Regions from separate parts of the Homo sapiens genome. Here region 2 is linked to region 1. Evidence: read pairs that join two places in POLR2A ChIA-PET (ENCODE). Cell type or tissue: A673. All regions are shown on one strand. Region 1 overlaps PTPN14 (protein tyrosine phosphatase non-receptor type 14). Region 2 overlaps PTPN14 (protein tyrosine phosphatase non-receptor type 14).

Evidence for each region. Peaks named below come from ENCODE experiments on the same cell type or tissue, not always from the same donor. Only the 100,000 strongest peaks of a DNase experiment are listed, where the experiment ranks them.
Region 2: POLR2A ChIA-PET joins it to region 1 with 10 read pairs; 8 of 35 experiments call an interaction of 5 or more read pairs at or near these places.

What each region holds. Positions count from the first base shown.
Region 1 is chr1:214,457,280-214,461,279 of GRCh38, reverse strand. All of the region lies in intron 2 of PTPN14 (protein tyrosine phosphatase non-receptor type 14), which reads left to right. Among named protein-coding and RNA genes, the nearest start is that of PTPN14, 92 kb to the left of the region's middle. In A673, no CTCF peak of the experiment used is centred here; no DNase peak of the experiment used is centred here; H3K4me3 peaks cover 366 bases; H3K27ac peaks cover 2,071 bases.
Region 2 is chr1:214,529,793-214,533,792 of GRCh38, reverse strand. The region is part of intron 1 of PTPN14 (protein tyrosine phosphatase non-receptor type 14); the gene reads left to right. It also overlaps the pseudogene KRT18P12. Among named protein-coding and RNA genes, the nearest start is that of PTPN14, 20 kb to the left of the region's middle. In A673, no CTCF peak of the experiment used is centred here; a DNase peak (open chromatin) is centred at 2,142.

The sequences.
Region 1 (4,000 bases):
GTTTAGGTATATCATAAATTTTGTAATAGCTTTATATTAGGAAAGGATGTATGGTGGATTAAAATTTTTTTATTAAATTTTTTATTTACATTAATTGTTTTGCCACTAAATTTTATTAGATAATTTTTAATACTTTATTTTTACTTTTAAGACTTTGATTTCTTAGAGCAATTTTAGATTCACAGTAAAATTGAGAGGAAGGTACAGAGAATTTCCATATACCCCTGGCCCCGTGCATGTACACCCTCCCCCACTGTCAACATCACCCCCTGAGTGGTACATTTGTTATGATTATTGAACCTACATTGACACATCATTATCATGCAGAGTCCGGAGTTTACATTAGGGCTTACTTTTGGTGTTGTACATTCTGTAGGTTTGGACAAATATGATATGCTGCTATTTAACATGGCTTTCAGAAGGATCCAGGCCTGGTTCCTATTGTCAGCAAACAGTCATGCTCTGGGAAAGCTGAATGTGCTAGGGTCCCTGCTCCCAGAAACCAGATAGGGTCTTTGCTCCTAGAGTTTAGAGAACAGGACAAACAAGAAACAAAGCAAGGGGAACTGCTTGTGCTGCGGTACAGAAACAGGAAAGAACATGGAATTTTCAGGGAAAGGCGGAATTCAGTTTGCACTGATGTGTGTGTGTGTATGTGTGTGTGTGTATGTGTGTGTGTGTGTTAGAATTTTCAGGGAAAGGCAGAGTTCAGTTTGCACTGATCTGTGTGTGTGTGTGTGTGTGTGTGTGTGTGTTGGAATTTTCAGGGAAAGGCAGAGTTTGGCTTGCATTGATCTGTGTGTGTGTGGAGGGGAATTTTCAGGGAAAGGCAGAGTTCAGTTTGTTTGCACTGATGTGTGTGTGTGTGTGTTGTGTATGTGTGTGTATGAAAGGGTCATGGAAGGGAAGGAGGGTAAAGGAGGAAGGGGCAGGATGGAGTCTGCTTTTGAAGGGTTTGCTGTGTCTGCCTAGGGAGTTTTAACTAGATCTATAGGATAGTATTTCTAAAATAAGTTACAAAGGATAATTACCACCTTTTGATTGTATATACTCTGCTGAGCAGTTTCCATATATCAGCTCATGTAGTTCTCATAACAAGTCTGATGTGTCCCTACTCTTGCTGTTCCTATGTTACAGATGGGGAGGCTGCAGCATAGGGTGACCTGCCCACAGTCACTGGGCTGGTAAGTTGTGAGGCCGGTTCAAACCCTGGCAGCTGACGCCACTGTTCCAGTTCCCAGAGACTTGTAGTGGGGGAGCAGGGAGTATGGTAAAATGCTTTGGGAAACATTCTTTCCTCAATTCTGTAGTAAAAGAAAGAAAACGGTGTTCCAGTAAGTGTTTCACAGTTATCTTAGCCTTCCAGAAAATACTCTTTTGAACTATGTGGGGAATAAAACATTGCTGTGAAGTGTAAGGTCATCAGAGGACTCCAAGGAGGAGCATGACATAGTTACCTTGCATGTTAGGTAAAGAACTCAGTAGCACTCAGTAGTAGAAAAGAGTGGGGATCGGCCAGGCGTGGTGGCTTGCGCCTGTAATCTCAGCACTTTGGGAGGCCGAGGCAGGCGGATCACGAGGTCAGGAGATCGAGTCCATCCTGGCCAACATGGTGAAACCCCGTCCCTACTAAAATACAAAAATTAGCTGGGCGTGGTGGCACATGCCTGTAATCCCAGCTATTTGGGAGGCTGAGGGAGGAGAATCACTTGAACCAGGGAGTTGGAGGTTGCAGTGAACCAAGATCGCGCCACTGCACTCCAGCTTGGTGACAGAGTGAGATACTGTCTCAAAAAAAAAAAAAAAAGAAAGAAAAGAGTGGGGATCAGCTGGGCACAGTGGCTCATGCCTGTAATCCCAGCACTTTGGGAGGCTGAGGCGGGCAGATCGCCTGAAGTCAGGAGTTCGAGACCAGCCTGGCCAACATAGTGAAACCCCATCTCTACTAAAAATACAGAAATTACCCGGGCAAGGTGGTGCATGCCTGTAATCCCAGCCACTCAGGAGGCTGAGGCAGGAGAATCGCTTGAATCTGGGAGGTGGAGGTTGCAGTGAGGCGAGATTGAGATTGTGCCACTGCACTGCAGCCTGGGTGACAGAGTGAGACTCTGTCTCAAAAAAAAAAAAAAAGAAGAAAAGAGTGGGGATTGGAGGCGAGGAACAGAGATGCCAGTGGGCACAACTGTAAACCTGGCAAGAGGTCATGAGATGAACTGCTTAGGAAAAGTGTGTTTTCATTGTTTTAAAGATGAGGGAAAAATCAGGGATAAGTTGCTGCTTGGGAGCTCTATTAACAAAGACAATTCCAGAGATATAGGAAGCTCAGAAAATCAGAATTCCAATAATGTCATTATAATATGTCTGCATCAGTGGGTTTAACCCTTTTCTGCAAATCTTTGGTGGAGCATGGATGTGTAAATGGAGCTGGGCCTTTTACAGAGGAGATAGGATATCTGGAGCCCTATCTCAGTTTGAAAATAACTAGCCTAGGTTAAGGGAAAAAGAGCTAAAACAATGGTGCCTTATGACTAATTCTCACGGTTTAAAAAAGAAGTACATGAAAACACAGCAGAGTTTAGTGGCTAGGAATGTCAGCTTGGACCAAACTGCCTGAGTTTGAATCCTGGTTCTGCCATTTACTAGCTATGTAACCTTAAATAGAAGTACCCTGTGCCTCAGTTTTCTTATCTGTAAAATGGAGATGGTAATAGTAGCCACCTCTACAAATTGTTGGGAGGATTCAGAGAGTTAGTTTTTCATAGTTGCCACAGTCTCACAGTGCCTGGCATAGGAAGCACTCGATGTGGCTGCCTTCTTTGCAAAACACCACCCAAGCCATCCAGCCTCTGCCATGACACTTCCAGAGACTGGGCTGTCACCCTTTTGTAAGTCTGCTTGTTCCATTTTTAGATGACTTTAATTATTAGAAACTGGGGCCAGGCCTGGTAGCTCACAACTATAGTCCTAACACTGGGAGGCCAAGATGGAAGGTCACATGAGCTCAGGGGTTCAAGACCAGCCTGAGAACATAGTGAGATCCATCTCTACAAAAAAAATAAAAAATTAGCCAGGCATGGTGATGCATGCCTGTAGTCCCAGCTACTTGGGAGTCTGAGGCAGGAGGATCCCTTGAGCTCGGGAGAATGAGGCTGCAGTGAGCTATTAACATACTACTGCACTCCAGCCTGGGTGACAGAGTGAATCTCTCTGTCTCTCTCTCTCTATCTCTCTCTCTCTCTCTAGGTATAGATATAGATATAGATATAGATATAGATATAGATATAGATGAAACTGTGATCTTATATTGAGTTAAAATAGCAAAGTCTTTCAGTTCCTCGAACAGCTAGGATTAATTTAAGGTTGTGCTGTCCAATATGGTAGCCACATGTGGTTATGGAACACGTGAAATGTGGCTATTTTGAACTGAAATGTGTGGTAAGTGTAAAAACACATCAGATTTTGAAGACATAGTATGAGAAAACTAAAATACTCATTAATTATATGTATGTTTGAGTACAGGTTGCAATGATATTTTGAACGTGTTTTAAATAATATTTATTAAAAGTAATTTCACTTTTGGTACTTTTAAATCAATGTGGCTTCTAGAAGATTTAAAATTAAATATGTAACTCACATTTGATTTCTGCTGAACAGTGCTATTCTAAGAAACGCAAAGGGGGCATTTAATGGTAATAGTGAGTATAAGCATCCTAATAAAATGTAAAAATATGCTAGAATAACCTTGGCTCTACTTTTAACTTAACAAGTGGAAGAAGGATAAATGATATAACAAAGGCACCTGAGATACCCTTCAGTTCATTGGTAAACCCTATTTGAGGTAGAGAACTGCTGTGAGGAAATCCAGCGCTCTGGAGAATGGTGACTTTCATAACTCTCGGCTCTCTCCTAAGGCTAAGCCTAAGAGCCTTGGTTTTTAAAAGAGTGTAAAAAAGCTTTTAAAAACCAAACTATAATCATTTCAAAGAGTAAGTCCTTATCC
Region 2 (4,000 bases), 73 kb before region 1:
CAATCTCGGCTCACTGCAAGCTCCGCCTCCCGGGTTCACGCCATTCTCCCGCCTCAGTCTCCAGATTATTTGGGACTACAGGCGCCCGCCACCACGCCCGGCTAATTTTTTGTTTTTGTATTTTTAGTAGAGATGGGGTTTCACCGTGTTAGCCAGGATGGTCTTGATTTCCTGACCTCGTGATCTGCCCGCCTCGGCCTCCCAAAGTGCTGGGATTACAGGCGTGAGCCACCGCACCCAGCCTTTTTTTTTTTTTTTATTTAAACCGCTGAACTTTTTATTGGCCTCCTGCTCCCCAAAGGGTACCCTGCTTCTGCTGGCTTAATGTCTCAGAACTTTAGTGTCGTTGGACTGAGACACCACTTTGCCACTCACTTTGCGGCAGGTGGTGGTCTTTTGAATGGTTTGCGTGGAGTTGCTGCTGTCCATCACCAAGATTGAAGATTGAAGTCCTCACCGTCTTCCAGCAGGCAGCGGTAGGTGGTGACCCTAGCCTCCAGCTTGGCCTTGATGTTCAGCAGGGCCTCGCACTCCTGGGCTTGGTGTTGCGCCTCTTCCTGGGTCTGGGCCAGCCCTGACGCCAGGTGCAGCAGGATCTCGTTGAGCTGCTCCATCTGCAGGGTGTAGCGGACCTCCACCTCCCTCAGGCTGTTCTCCAAGCTGGCCTTCAGATTTTTCATGGAGTCCAGGTCGATCTCCAAGGACTGGACCGTACGTCCCAGCTCCGTGAGTGTCATCTCAGCAGCTCCAACCTGGGCGGACTGGGTGGTGACCACTGTGGTGCTCTCCTCAGTCCGCTCAGACCAGCACTTGTCCAGCTCCTCTCGGTTCTTCCGAGCCAGCTTGTCATATTGGGCCCAGATGTCTGCCATGATCGTGGCGAGGTCCTGAGATTTGGGGGCATCAACCTCCATGGTCAACCCAGAGCTGGCAATCTGGGCTTGTAGGCCTTTTAGTTCATCTTTGTGGTTCTTCATGAAGAGCAGCTCCTCCTTGAGAGCCTCGATCTCTGTCTCCAGCTGTGGCCAAGTGACATTGGTGTCATCAGTGACCTTGCAGAGCCCGTAATGCTGCTCTCCACAGACTGGCGCCTGAGAGTCTGTCTCATACTTGACTCTAAAGTCATCAGCAGCAAGATGGGCATTGTCAGTCTGCAGAACGATGCAGGCATTGTCCACAGTATTTGCTAAGATCTGAGCCCTCAGGTCCTCGATGATCTTGAAGTAATGGCCCCCAGTCTCTGACCTGGGGTCCCTTCTTCTCCAGGTGCTCCCAGATTTTGCTCTCCAGCCTCCAGTTCTCGATCTCCAGGCTCCTCAGTCTGTCCAGGTAGGAGGCCAGGTGGTCTTTCAGGCTTTGCATGGTCTCCTTCTCGTTCTGGATGCCTCCTATTCCTGCCAGGCCCCCAGCCATCCCTGCGGCCAGGCCCCGGGACCCCAAGCCATCCCAGAAGCTGGTGTAGCAGGACACGGAGATCTGGAAACCAGAGCCCCTGGCACGTGCATAGGCTCTGGCCACGCTGTTGACCAGCTGGGCGGCTGGACAGAGCCCAGGGACCAGTAATTGGTGGAGAAGTTGGAGCAAGTGGTGAAACTCATGCTGTCTGGGGAGGAGAACGAGAGGACAGGACCCAGGCTTTGCCAACGACCTCAGTATACTACTACTTCAATACATATTTATTCTGACATTAAAATAAGACAGTGAAAAAGTAAAAACAAAACATACTTGATACAAGGTTTTATAACTTTTATCTCAATCAAATCATAGTAATTATCACTACAGAATTGAACAAGTGGTCAAACCTGCTCAGATTGCTGAGTTTTGTTTCATATTTTAAAGTCTTAGGAGGGAATTTATTTATTGCCCTGTTGCCTAATATTGGATGGCTTTAATTCCATGGTTTTCAGAATTGCCTATTGCCATATGGTTTACATACAAAATACCACCTGAAACATAAGAACGGGTCTTTCCTACGGCTTTCCCCCCACAAACTGTAAATGAAAACTTTTTATTACTGACTGTATCCTCTCATTTGGTTTAACTTACAAGTGTCATGTTGCCTGCTGTTACACTTGTCTTTGGCGTCTGCTCAGAAATAATGGTGTCTAGACAGACCCATAAATATCCTGGGTTATAGTTCCTCATTTAAGGCTCTGAGACTTCACAGCAGGGGCAAGAAGACTTGCAGGGCAGATACGAGAAATCTTCAGGCCACTTAATTCAGAGTCCATTGGCAGAATAGGCAGAGAATGTGTGTGTGTGTGTGTGTGTGTGTGTGTGTGTGTGTGTGTGTTAGGCTGGGTTGTAGAGATGGGTTTTGGAAATGATAGTTGGGTCTTGAAACTACTATTGGAGTGCAAATGCCTCCTCCCTCATTTGGCGGAGAAACGTCAAAAATCCTCAGAACGGAAGAATCCATTCTCTTTATTTTGGGACACAGCCTGGTAAAACTTGTAAGAAATTATGACAGCTCTGTGGGAAGCAAGTGCAAGTGTGGGAGAAGCAAGTTGATGTGTGAAGCAGACATCAGTGTGTGAACCAGAGTTTATTTGAACAGTAGTAGTTGCTGGTGGCAGAATGTTAAAAATGTGAGTATTAAGAGTATTAATGATGTGACTATTAAGACTTGGATTAGTGTTGAAGAAATGTGAACTTGAATAGATTTGCTATGAAAGTCTTCGGATTTTTTTTCCTGTAATGGATTTTATTTCAATTTCAGTTCACTTTATATGAGTCTCCCTGGAATTCATTGCAAATTTCTTTTGAAAGGTAAGGACCCGTTTGTTTATGAAGTTTTGATTTTTTAGGAGGTAAATATTTGAGGCAAAGTTGGTACTGAGGTTCAGAGTAAATGGGAATGAGGATGTTTTATATTAATATAGAAGTTAAGTAATTACAGAGAAAAGCTTTTAAAAATTAGTGCAGTAAAATAGGGTGCTTGTTTATATTGAATTGTTAGATATCTTGGCTGAATTTATAAAAAGAAGGTTACTACTGAACTCTTAAAAGGTTATCGTACTCGTCGTAAATATTTTCGTAAACTGCTAATAGTTTTGACAACAAAAGGAGTGCTTATCTTTGGAATATATTCTCCTTCACTGAATTATTTATTTTGGAAGAGTTGAGGCTAAGGGTGTAAAATATATTATAGAGCCAGGCATCATGGTGCACGCCTGTGATTCCAGCACTTAGGGAGGTCAGTGTGGGTGGATTGCTTGAGCCCAGGAGTTCGAGACCAGCCTGGGCAACATGGTGAAACCCCGTCTCTACAAAAAATACAAAAAGTAGCCAGGCATGGTGGTGCACCCCTGTAGTCCCAGCTTCTTTGGAGACTGAGGTGGGAGGATTGCTTGAGCCTTGGAGGCAGAGGTTGCTATAAGCTGAGATCCTACCACTGATGCACACCAGCCTGGGTGACCGAAGGAGACCCTGTCTCAAAAAAAAAAAAAAAAAAAGAAAAGAAAAGAAAAAAGAAAGTATTATAGATTTTTAGAGCTTTTTGGTTAGGGGTTGATCACTTATGGGACCCCACACTGTGTTGCCCTCAAAGAGTTACTGTTACCATGTTCACTCCCTAATACTTTCTCCTTGCATTTTCCTTCCATTCCTTTTTTCTTCCCTCCTAGCCTGAATGTTGGCCTACTAGTGAAATCTGCTTATGGCCTAACCTGATGGGTAATTAACAGACAATATGTTGTAGTTGTTGACCTAAGAAGGCCTGAGACTATTAGTCTGTTTTAACATACCTGCATCTATGAGGTATCTGTAGTCAGCTCTGTTTTTCTTAAGTAGAGGTTTATCCATTACCAACAGTGAATGTTCAATGCAAGGAATAGCTTTTTAAAACATATGGCAAATTTGTGGTTCTTTAGAATCCATTGTCATATAGTGGTTAATATATATATATATTTTTTTGAGACACACTCTTTCGCCCAGGCTAGAGTGCAGTGGTGCCACTTCGGCTCACTGCAACCTCCACCTCCCAGGTTCAAGCGATTCT